2 separate regions of the Homo sapiens genome follow, and region 1 is linked to region 2. The links are chromatin loops, found by intact Hi-C in ENCODE. Cell type or tissue: PC-3. All regions are shown on one strand. Each heading gives the region's core, and the rest is flanking DNA. Links, peaks and the distances in the headings are about the cores only.

Region 1 (5,699 bases), core at 661-4,660, 52 kb before region 2:
GACTGTACTGAGGCACTCAGGACTGAATGGGACTCAGGACTTTTTGTCTTTTAGACTGAACAGAGCTGACCTCTAGCTACTCCTCGGACTGTCATTACTTGCATAGAGCTAGCCCCCTCATGCTTCATGTGTGTAACAAAGCTGCTTTTCTCACAGTCAGGAGGCAAACATTGGCCTATTACTATTTCACCTTTAATACAGGCTTACAGAATGAACTTACAAAAATATGATGTAATCTCATTTTGTATAAATGTGTATCAAAGAAAAGACAGAATAGAGATGGGCCAATATTTTTAATGGTGATTTTTTTGGGGGGTTGATGGGATTATATGTGTTTTCATTTTCTTTCTTCTACTTTTCTCTACTTTCCAAATGTCTTATAATGAATAGATATTTTAATTAAAATCAGAAAACAAATTGTAAAATATCTAGCATTAACTTCATGATAATTCTCATTTGAGTGAGTATCAGAGTTATAGAAGGTAGGCCTAGAAAGCAATTCGCTTCATAACACTGTTCACCTGTCTTCACATGGGCCAACTTCTAAGCCATTGAAGAGAGAACTTTTTCTATCTTCTGCTCCAGTTTCTGACCCTGTCCCTCTCCGCTTTTGTTTGATATGTCTTATATTAAACAGATAACTTCTTGTAGTAGCATGAAAGTACAAGAAAACACAATAACTATTTAGAAAGTCCTGTTTGTCCTTAAGAACTTCTTAAATCAAACCAGGTCAATGGCCTATTAAACATATTCCACCACACTTAGAATAAAATCCAAAGCCCTCCATGGTATATAAGCTCTGCTTATATTTGGCTCCTATGACCTCTTCAACTCACCTCCCATCAGGCTTCTTTTGCTTACTCCATTCTAGCCACACTGATCCCTTATGTCTCAAACGAGCCACATGTGCTTCCACTTGATGCACTTTGCATTGACTGTTCCCTCTGAGGGAACACTCTTCCATCAGATGGGCTGATTCTCTCACTTCACCTCTTTGGATGGCTTTCCTTGAGCACCCCAGTTAAAAGAGCAGCTTCCCCAGCAATCTCTATCATACTGCAGCAGGACAAGCTGCACACAAAACCCCTCAGACACCGAGTTAAAGAAGAAAGGGCTTTATTCAGCTGGGAGCTTCGGCAAGACTCACGTCTCCAACAACCGAGATCCCCGAGTGAGCAATTCCTGTCCCTTTTAAGGGCTCACAACTCTAAGAAGGTCCGCGTGAGAGGGTCATGATCGATTGAGCAAGCAGGGGGTATGTGGCTGGGGGCTGCATGCACTGGTAATTACAATGGAACAGAACAGGACAGGGATTTTCACAGTGCTTTTCTATACAATGTCTATAATCTATAGATAAGATAACCGGTTAGGTCAGGGGTCAATCTTTAATTACCAGGCCCAGGGCCTGGCGCCGGGATGTCTGCCTGTGGATTTCATTTCTGCCTTTTAGTTTTTACTTCTTCTTTCTTTGGAGGCAGAAATTGGGTATAAGACAATGTGAGGGGTGGTCTCCTCCCTTACTCCCCCCACTTTGAAACTCTCACTCAATAGTGGGAGTTCTCACTTTCATTTTTGCTACCTGTGTCTTCTTGCAAGACAGAATGACAGTGATTCATATAGTACACTTGTGCTGAAGCACTTTGGTGAACTAAGGTAGTGATGAAGCTTTTTTTCATTTGAAGAAATGCATGTAGCAAACAAGGGAGCAGTAAGAAGGTTTCTATTACTATTATAACTCCTATTATAAGAGTTTTAAATCTCTTTAGCGCTGGGAATCATTTTCCAAACATGGCCCTAGGATCAAATCTATGCCACACTTGCATGGGCACATGTGTCAGTTTTGTCATATTTCTAACTATGTCTTCAACTACTTGCCCTTAATCATCTATGTGTAGACAGGAATTAGTAAGGTTAAATTTTCTGCAGACCCTTCCTTCAGCTGCTAGCAAGTAGTTGAGAGCCAATTTATTTTGATAGATAGCATTTCTTATCTGAGTTTCTTGCCAGGCCAGAATAGTCAAGGCTCTGCCGGTCTTATTAGTGATTATTTCTAAGACAGCTTGTAACCGTATCATTCAGTTGAGCATGTAAATATGGGTTCATGAGCCATCTTGTGCCCAAGTACCAGGCCAATAATATTGTATGATTCTCTCAGGAGGCCATTCATCATCTTTTTAATTTTTTATAGCTATGCTTCTTTTTTGAGGGAAACACAGACAGGGAAGCCCAGGAGTTCATCTGTCTTTATGTGTAGTAGGAAGAAAAATGGCTTAATAGTGCCAATAACACAACTACCTGCCCACTGGTTGGGCAATTTGGCATAAGGTCTATGCCCACATATCCAGTATAATCCAGTGGGGGCTGTCTAACGGGTGGGTCCACACAGTTTTCAACTTTGGGAATTTACTAAATGGATTTTTCTTAGTGTGGTTTGAGCTCCACTAGGTGGCTATTTTTGTAGTATTATTATAATACAGTTTTTGTCCAAAGCAGCTGAGTCTTCCCACAGGAATTGTGAAGTCCTTCCTTACTCTTGCTATACAGTATTGTCTAATGATTAAAGCTTTTAGGACCTAGAAGTTATCAGGGTGATTCTTTTTGGCCGGGAATTCATCAGGGACTGGGTCTGTAGGTACTAATTCTCGGGCTTCCCATGGCCATTGATCTCCCATTACAGTTCCTCTACATACATAACATGAAGTGACATTGAGAGACTGGGCTATGTGCTTAGCTAATTGCAAAAACAAATTTCTTGTTTTTCCTGGAATTTCTGGTACTGGCACATTTAGTTTATCATAGAAGGTTTGAAATACTGGCTCTGGAGAGTGTTTATAAACTTCTCCTCAAACCACAATATTTGCTTGAGGATCCAGTCCAGCCCCATTGATTCCTAGGGTTACATGCTCCCCTTTTTTCCAGCGAGGATTAAGGGGGTTGGTTATTACTAGTTCTAAGGGGTTACACTGACCACTGGTACAGGAAGGGCCACTTTTCCCTTTCTGAAGGTGGACAGGATCCTTTTTATTTTTTATCCAAGTAGCCTAAATGACACAAGACCAGTATCCACATTCATTTCCACACAGTTCTAATTCATGACATATGTACTTATTTTCTGCCATATAGCCTCTTTCCTAATTAAGAGAACCACATCCTATTCCTAACTTATTACTATTAATGACAGCACAGGCATCAAACTTCAAGGTGACTTGTTTGGGCACCCCTTTTTCTTTTGTTTTGGCTAACTCTTTACTCGTATCGTTTATGAGCCCCCACCAGTTCTTAGTCCTTAATCTTGTTTCAAAAACTGTGGTCATGGGAGGCTCAGATGGGTCATAACACACATCAGGTTGGTCATTTCCTGGGCTACATACCTTGCATAGAATAGCATTATACAAACAAGTTTCTTTTTTTTTTTTAGAGTCCTGGTACACTTATAATAATCATAAAATAATAGGACTGTAGCAATTTTTTTGTCCGACCTCAGTGACTTGATGTATACACTGGGAACAGTCCTCAGTCTGAGGAAGGTCAGTTGAAGTCCTTATTGTAAAAGTCCAAATTTTAAGGAAAATGAGTCCCGCGATGAGTTTTTTCATGCTTCGGCCATGTGTGGACCAGTCAGCTTCCGGGTGTGACTGGAGCAGGGCTTGTCATCTTCTTCAGAGTCACTTTGCAGGGGTTGGCAAAGCTGCTCCCGTCCACGTACTGCTCACAGTCTACTGATGTTTAAGAATGGTGTCGGAGGTTGGGCCTGCTAGAATAAACTGAGTCCAACACCTCTAGACAGTTATGTTCAACTGGGCTCTCTGATACCAGGAGCAAGGTGGCGAGGTTTAGGGTGTTGCAAACTTCAATGGTTATGCGGGGATTTTCACATAGCAAGCTTTGGTAGTTGGTTAATCTAGCATTTGTTAACCAATGGTGTCCTTTGGTAGTCATTAAAGTTACTACAGCATGGGGGGCCTTTATATTCAGGTTTTCCTAAGGGTTAGTTTATTTGCTTCTTGTGCTAACAGGCCGTTGCTGCCAGGGCCCTTAGACATGGGGGCTAGCCTTTGGAAACCCCGTCTAGTTGTTTTGAGAGATAGGCCGCTGGCCTTGGCCAGGGCCCCATAGTCTGGGTTAAAACTCTAACTGCCATTTTTTTTCTCTTTTTGACACATAGAGTGTAAAGTGTTTTGTCAGGTAAGGTAGCCCCAGGGCTGGGGCTGACATGAGGTTTTCTTTTAACTTGTGAAAAGCTTGTTGCTGTTGGTTGTAATAGATGTAGTTTATTCAATCTACATTTTTATTAACTGTCACCTACCAAAATATTGACTCAAATCCTGCAGCTATTTGATTTCAAGCTTTAAATTGATATGGTATTCCCTGAGGGACTCCAGTTGCATCTAAATAGACGTGAGAGTCAAAAGATCCATAAAGGGCTTCTCTCTCGCTTTACGATGTCTTATTTTTCCTCCCTCTGGTTTTTGAAATGCCAGGGTGAAAGGGATAGCCAATTGGACTAAAGTATAAGTGCCACTCCAGTTATTCAGCAGAGTGTGCCCAGGAAAGGTCCACCACAATACCACCACACATCCGCTCGGGGATGAACAAGGGCTGACTGACTGATAAGCTCTTGAAACTTTTTAAGCTCACTGCATCCCTTCAGGTCTCCAAGGAATGCTAAGTTTCCTCCCTGTCATGAGAGACACGAAATGAACGTAGTGTTGGGAGACGGAGGCTGGATGGCCCTCAGCGGCTGACCCACAGGGTGCCAGATTTTGGGACATAGCAGAGAGAGCTTGGCACGACTTATTACTCCAGGCTGTAGAATCCTGGAAAAGAGCTACTATGCAGCCCATGCCTGGTTGACTGGAGGACCACCTTAGTGGAAAGGGGACAATCTGGGCCTCTGGCCTGCCACGCGCACAAGCATAACAATTGCTTTTGTTTAACGTGCAGATGAAATATTTGATCCATTCCAACCAGGCATTTGCATCTTGGTATCCTGTTTTAATTGCCAAAGTTTGTTTTAAGTCTTTAACTTCTATGATCCTCTAGTAAAATGAATGTATTTTGGGAAATTACAAAAGCCGGTTTGGGCAGTCCATCCTTGCTCTTTAGTGGTCCACAGAATGTTGGACCAACTATGGCATAAAAGCTCTATGTTGAGGAGCAAACTCCTGGTTGACACTGGAGTCTTTATCAAAATTTCCCTAGATTAAAACGTCCTAATTTACTAATGCCCAGTCTGAGGAGAGTCAGGAGGGACAGAGGTACTTTTCTGAAGTAGAGATCTGTCTTTGACTTGGCAAGTCCCCACAGGATATAACAAGGCAAGCATTAAATGCAATAGTTGGAGGCAAAATTGACTTGGTTATGTTAATAACCAGATGGTCAACAATAGAGCAAGGAAAGAAGAGTAATAGAAGAGATGAAAGAGTTAAATTTTTCTTAGCTTTAGTTTGGTAGGGTTTTCCCCTGGGACTATGGCCCACGACTCTGGAGGGGGTGGCACTTTGACTCGGGTGTGATGAGTTCATCCCTTTTCCGCTGTACGAACAGCAGTCTCGGTAGTTAGCAGCACAAAGTAGGTTCCTTCCTAGGCTGGCTCGAGTTTTTCTTCTTTCCTCCCTTTGATGAGAATGTGATCTTCAGGCTGGTGCTGGTTTACTGGAAATTCTAGGGGCGGTACCTGTGCTAAAAGACTTTTAGTT
Region 2 (6,064 bases), core at 857-4,856:
GAGACTTAGCTATTGATTTCAATCTCTCCCGTCCTCTCATTGGTATATTTAAGGTTATATATTTCCTTTTAAGTACTATTTTAGCTGCATTTCATAAATTATAAAATGAGGTAGTCCATTATTATTCATTGCCGAATATATTGTAAGTCCTATTAAGATTTCTTCTATAACCCATGAAGTATTTAGATGTATGTTTATTTCCATACATAAGCGGTTTTGTGTGTTTGGTATTTATTTCTAACTTAACCACATTGTGATCTGAGCTAGTGTGTCTGACACTAATTCCTGGGAAGTTTTTGAGACTTTATTTCCAGTCCAGTACATAACGATTCTCTCTGTGTTTGAAAAGATTGGGTGTTTTGGTTGTAGTATTCTGTGTATGTCAGTTAGTCCTCAATAGATCAAGCTTCTTATGATTTATTCAGATTTTCTATGTCTTTACTGATTTTTGTCTTGATCTGTCAATTACAGAGATAGGTGTATTGAAAACTGTCATTATGATATATTTTTTCATTTCTCTTGTTTTCTGTCAACCTTTGCTAATACATTTGAAAAATATTTTATTAGAAAGAATTTAGTCAGTATTTCTTCCTGGAGAATGCATCTCTTTAAAATATGTGCCGACCATCTTATCTTTTGTTTTTCTTTCTGTCTAAAAGTCTATCTTGATGGACAATAATGTAGCTCTACTAGCTTTATTTTGGTTAATATAATAGTGACATTTCTTTTCATCTTGGCTCTTTCATCTGGAATCACTTTTCTTCTGTAGGATGAACATTCATTACAAATTTCTTTAGTGAGAATCTGTTGGTCCATCTGTTAGGCATTTGAAAATGTCTTTACTTGTTCCTGTTTTTCAAAAATGTCTTTCTTTAACATGTAATTCTGAGTGAACATTTATTCCTCAAGGGAATTATTTTCCTCTTTACTCATTTCCAAGTTTTAAAGTGCAATTTTCCTTGCAATTTCTGGGAGTTTGGATAGGGGGATCACTGAGGGCTAAGTGTAGGTTGAACCATGGAAAATTGTTTTTCATAAGTCAAAAATAATCAAATATTGGCAATTTCTTATGGCTTAACCTTAATTGTCTACCCTTATGCTCAAATTGGATACCTTTGGGAAATCCTAGCTTTAGATAGAGGTGTTTGCTATAAGATCATCCATGTTGTTTGGGCTGTGGGTTTTGTCACCTGTCCTCCATATTCTATGAGGCCATGGAAACAGAAAATCAGTAACTTGACCAGGCAAATGACTTCAAGGTAAGAGCCAACTTTAATATTCAGTTTACTTCTTCTCGTTTTTATTTTGGCCTCTAACTATTCCTTGGTTTCTTGCAAGCTTATCAATATACTTAAAAGATATTTTGAATATTTTAGTGGCATCATTTAGTTTTCAGTGGGAGTGGTAATGGATGCAGTCTGCCATACTGCCAAAAAAAGAAGTGCTTCTCTTTGTCCTTTCTTCTCATACATTTTAAAATTGAGGTATATTCCACACAGCATAACATTCACTCATTTATTTATTTATTTATTTATTTATTTATTTATTTATTTATTTTGAGATGGAGTCTCGCTCTGTCACCCAGGCTGGAGTGCAGTGGTGCAATCTCGGCTCACTGCAACCTCTGCCTTCCGGGTCCAAGCGATTCTTCTGCCTCAGCCTCCCGAGTAGCTGGGACTACAGGTGCGCACCACCATGCCTGGCTAATTTTTGTTATTTTTAGTAGAGATGGGGGTTTCACTATGTTGGCCAGGCTGGTCTTGAACTCCTGACCTTGTAACCCACCTGCCTCAGCTTCCCAAAGTGCTGGGATTACAGGCGTGAGCCACCGCACCCAGCCACATTGACTGTTTTAAAGTATGCGATCCAGTGCTTTTTAGTGTATGCACAAAGTTACGTAAACATCACCATTATCTGAATGGAAAACAGTTTATCATCACCAGAAGAAACTGTACTTGTTAGCAATCACTCTCTATTTCCCCTTCCCCCAGTTCTTGGTAACCACTAGTTTACTTTCTGTTTTTATAGATTTGTCTATTCTGGACATTTAATATTAGTGGAACCACACAATACGTTGGTCTTTTGTCACTGGCTTCTTTTATTTAACATCATGTTTTCACAGTTCATCCGTGTTGTAGCATATATCATTAATCCATCCATTTTAATGGCTGGATAATATCCATTGTATGGAGACACCACATTTTGTGTATCCATTCCTCAGTTGATGGACATTTGGGTTTTTTCTACTTTTTGTCTTTTATGAATAATGTTGCTATGAACATTTGTAAACATGTTTTTATGCCAACCTATGTCTTCAATTCTCTTGGGTATGTACTTAGACATGGAATTGCTCACTCATCTGAGGTCATAAAAGGGTGTCTTAAGATAAATTTCTACATTCTAAAATTGGATTGCAAGGACTTGCTTGAGAGGTGATCTGTGGCCTTGATGACTTCAATCCCCCTGCCTTCCTTTCACCCACTTCAGCTTCCCCTCTTATCCCTGAATGTGCTGCTCCCTCTGCTGGGAACACTTTTCACATCCTCCTTTCACTTTACCAATTCCTGCTAATCTTTCAAGTCTCAGCTCATGTGTCATTGACACAAGGAAGTTTTCTTGACACCCCAGATGAGGTCAGGCACCTGCTTATGTGAATGATTTAGCATCCTCATTGTCTCTTTTTAGTTATTTTCTTTTACTATTAGTAATTTTACATTCGTAAGTGATTATTTGATTTTACATCTGTGTTCCTTGTTAGACTGTAAGATCCATAATGGCAGGGAAGATGCCTGTAGTTGTTCACCATTGTGTTTCTAGCACCCAGAACAGTCTTGGGAATTAGCAAGCTTTCAATAAGTATTTGATGAATAAATAGATGCAGTGAAAGCTGATTGTAAAGATGCTACATTAGTTTGCTAGAGCTGCAGTAACAAAGTGCCACACATTGGGTGGCTTAAATAACAGAAATTTATTGTCTTCACAATTCTGGAGGCTGGAAGTCCAAGATCAAGTTATCGACAGGTTTGGTTCCTTCTGAGAACTGTGAGGGAAGGATCTGTTCCGGAACTCTCTCCTTGGCTTGTAGATGGCCGTCTTCTCTTTTTCAATTCACATTGTCTTTCCTCTAAGCATGTCTCTGTATTCAAATTTTCCTTTTTTATGAGGAGGAGAGTCATATTGGTTTAGACCCCACCCTAATTATATTTTTACTTGATTTCCTCTGTAAAGGCCCTGTCTCCAAATAGTGTCACATTCTTAGGTACTGAAGGTTAGTACTTCTACACATGAATTTAGAGGGACACAATTCAACCCATAACAGATGGTTATAGACTACTGCCTTTAATGGCAACTGGAGTTTGAGGCTGAGAGGGATGGCAAGTTCATGACAGTGTGTGTTTCAAAGGAACAAGCGCCAAGAGGCACTTAGCTAGCAATTAGTAGATCCAGAATGCAAACTCTTTCACCTAAAACAGGTTTGCTTATTTCCATGTTTGGATCTTTACCTACTGTGGGATAATGCAACCCTTTGAACATACAGGATTTCAAACCATATAGGTCTAGGGAACTTTTCCCCATTTCTTACATAATCTATACGTAAAGGGTTTCATGGTAAAATATATTTAGGAAATGCTTCAGACACACTTGGCTTTCTTAGAGTGTTATAAGGCACATATACTAGAGACTCTGATAAATCTTGCAGTAAAGTGACTTCTTTAATCCAATATTTCTTGAATTTATTTATTTATTTTTACCAAGGAGTCCCCTCTCGGTGTTAACATGCTGTATCATTTGTCATTTATTATGTAATTTATTAACTTACTGAATCATTTGGTCAGATAGGTTTGGGAAATGCTAGGGTTTCTTCTGTGAGTGGGAGAGAGATGCTATCCCTGGTGACCACCTTTCCATCTTTCCTCTCCTTATAAGAGGGTAATTACCTCTCTATATCTCTCTCTTCCTGTTTACATGTCACATTTAGGTTTTGTATGAATATCAAAAGCCCTGGCTGTGGCTAATAGTTTTGGCTGCTGTCACAGAAGATGAGAAGGTGGCTGTGTTTACTGGTGTAAGTTTGTTTACACAGGAAATATGCAAAGAAACCCTCCCTCATTCCACTGCTCTTAGAAACACTGCAAGCCAAACATAAGATCTTTTCTGGGTCTCTAAGTGCCTCAGCGATGATTTGAGCAGTAGTCATGCATCTGTTGCAAGCTTTTCTTTGTTAAGATCCCAATTTTAAGAGAATCAACAGTATAAAATATCACACTTGAGTGGGAAGCTGATTTTAAAATGGCAGATGAGATAATAAGATCAGATTGATGTTAATTCCCTTACTGCGAATCCCACAGACTTTTGTGAGAATGGAGACCAGACTTATTCTAAGGCATCTGCTTCTTCCCACGTTCCTCCCACTTGAGACTGAGGAGGCAAATTGCTTGGGGAAACCCCTAGTCACGCAGCTGTAGCCTCTCTAGAGATGGATAAAGCAGCATGTAGGTGAATGGTATTAGGAAGCAAGTGAGTCACTGCATTTTGGCATCATAACTCACCACTGTCTGTGGCACAGCAGCAATAGCCATTTTCCTTAAGCAACATCTGGACGTGACTGCATGAAGTTACCCATGGGATAACAAGAAGGCTGAGGAAAGAACATGAATTCCCTGACCTTCATCCCAGGAGCTCAGTTTGTCTTTGTTTTAGCTCCAGAAGTACAGCTCTAATTAAAACCTCCATCAAGGAGGTGAGGCCTGGTCTAAAGGACCCCAGGAAGGCCACATTGGGCCAAGGAGCCAGTTAAGTTTAAGGAAGCTCGGGGGTGAGTTTGATGCCAGGAAACAGAGATAAGCTTGAATGAGCAGCCCTAAAGGGTTCTCTTAAGAAACATTCTCCAAAGTCCATTTGGCTTCTGTAATTCTGAGGTTCTTTATCCTAGAAATACATCAAGCCCTCTGCTAAGTGCTTTACCTACAGGTGTTTTTTAATCTGTAAAATAACTCCATGACACGTGTTCTGTAATTATACTTATTTTATAGGTTTTGAAACAGGTTCATAAAGGTAAAGCCACATGTCCAAGATCACGCATCACTAGGATTCACATCCAGATCTGTCTGACACCTGAACCCCTGCTCTGCATCACCATGTTGCCTAACTTCATGAGGGCGTGCAGCATGTTATGAATGGAAATGCGCTTTCACAATCATCTCCCTCCATCTCTACTATAACTGTGTTAGATAAGTTGAGTAGGTATTATTATTCCCTTAGTGCAGAAGAGGAAACTGAGGCATAGAGAGGCTAAGTGACTTGTCCCAGGTCCTGTAGTGATAGGTGGTCAGATCAAGGGCCCAAGTCATATCTTCTCCAAGTCCAGTTTCTTCCCACCCCATGCTGCTCTTTGAGGTCTGCTGTTTTATAGCCCCTGCTTCTCTAGCCTGAATGTGTGGTCAGGGTTTGTGGTGAATGTGAAATTGAGTCAGAACCCAGTTAATTATGGAGAGTACATCATAATGCCCTTAGGATGAAAAATTATCATTATTGTTGTTTTTAAACACAAGACTCACCTAAAAACTTCCCATGAACAAAATCTATAGTTTAGTTGGAAATATAATTGTTTCACTGACCTGTTTCTTAACGCTCCTCATTATAAACAACAGGAAAACTATATGTAATAAAACTTTGACAAAACTGTAAGTTGCCTAAACAAAATCAGTTAAAAAAAAAAGTAAAGTTTTTATTTTATGATCGCTTAAGGAGCCTGAGGATATGAAAATGGTAGAGGTGGAAGAAACAAGGGCTGGGAGTTAAAAGGGGGTGTTTGGTGAGGAAGAAAAAATAATGAATTGCAGTACTTTAAGAGCCACTGAAATGAAGCACTATAAATTGCTCATTAAAAAAATTATTTGTGAATTAAACTTTCAAGACTTAAAAAAACAAATAAAAATTTTGACAGATTATAGCCTGATCAAGGTGCTCATCTTGCCCTTACTTTTTATCAAATTATTAAAAATTATGTATAGATGACATTAAGATGTCTGAGATTTGATTCAAAATAATCTAGTGGGCAGGA

Evidence for each region. Hi-C counts contacts between places; a loop is a spot of excess contacts. Peaks named below come from ENCODE experiments on the same cell type or tissue, not always from the same donor. Only the 100,000 strongest peaks of a DNase experiment are listed, where the experiment ranks them.
Region 1: it touches region 2 in a loop (2.9-fold over the local background); 8 of 110 quality-filtered maps call a loop at or near these places.

The regions. Positions count from the first base shown.
Region 1 is chr3:132,305,773-132,311,471 of GRCh38, reverse strand. No RefSeq gene overlaps it. Among named protein-coding and RNA genes, the nearest start is that of ACP3, 8.8 kb to the left of the region's middle. In PC-3, for the core only: a CTCF peak has its summit at 2,423; no DNase peak of the experiment used is centred there.
Region 2 is chr3:132,253,639-132,259,702 of GRCh38, reverse strand. No RefSeq gene overlaps it. Among named protein-coding and RNA genes, the nearest start is that of TRC-GCA9-1, 25 kb to the right of the region's middle. In PC-3, for the core only: a CTCF peak has its summit at 2,524 (motif pointing left); DNase peaks (open chromatin) are centred at 2,512, 4,122 and 4,522; H3K4me3 peaks cover 883 bases; H3K27ac peaks cover 1,448 bases.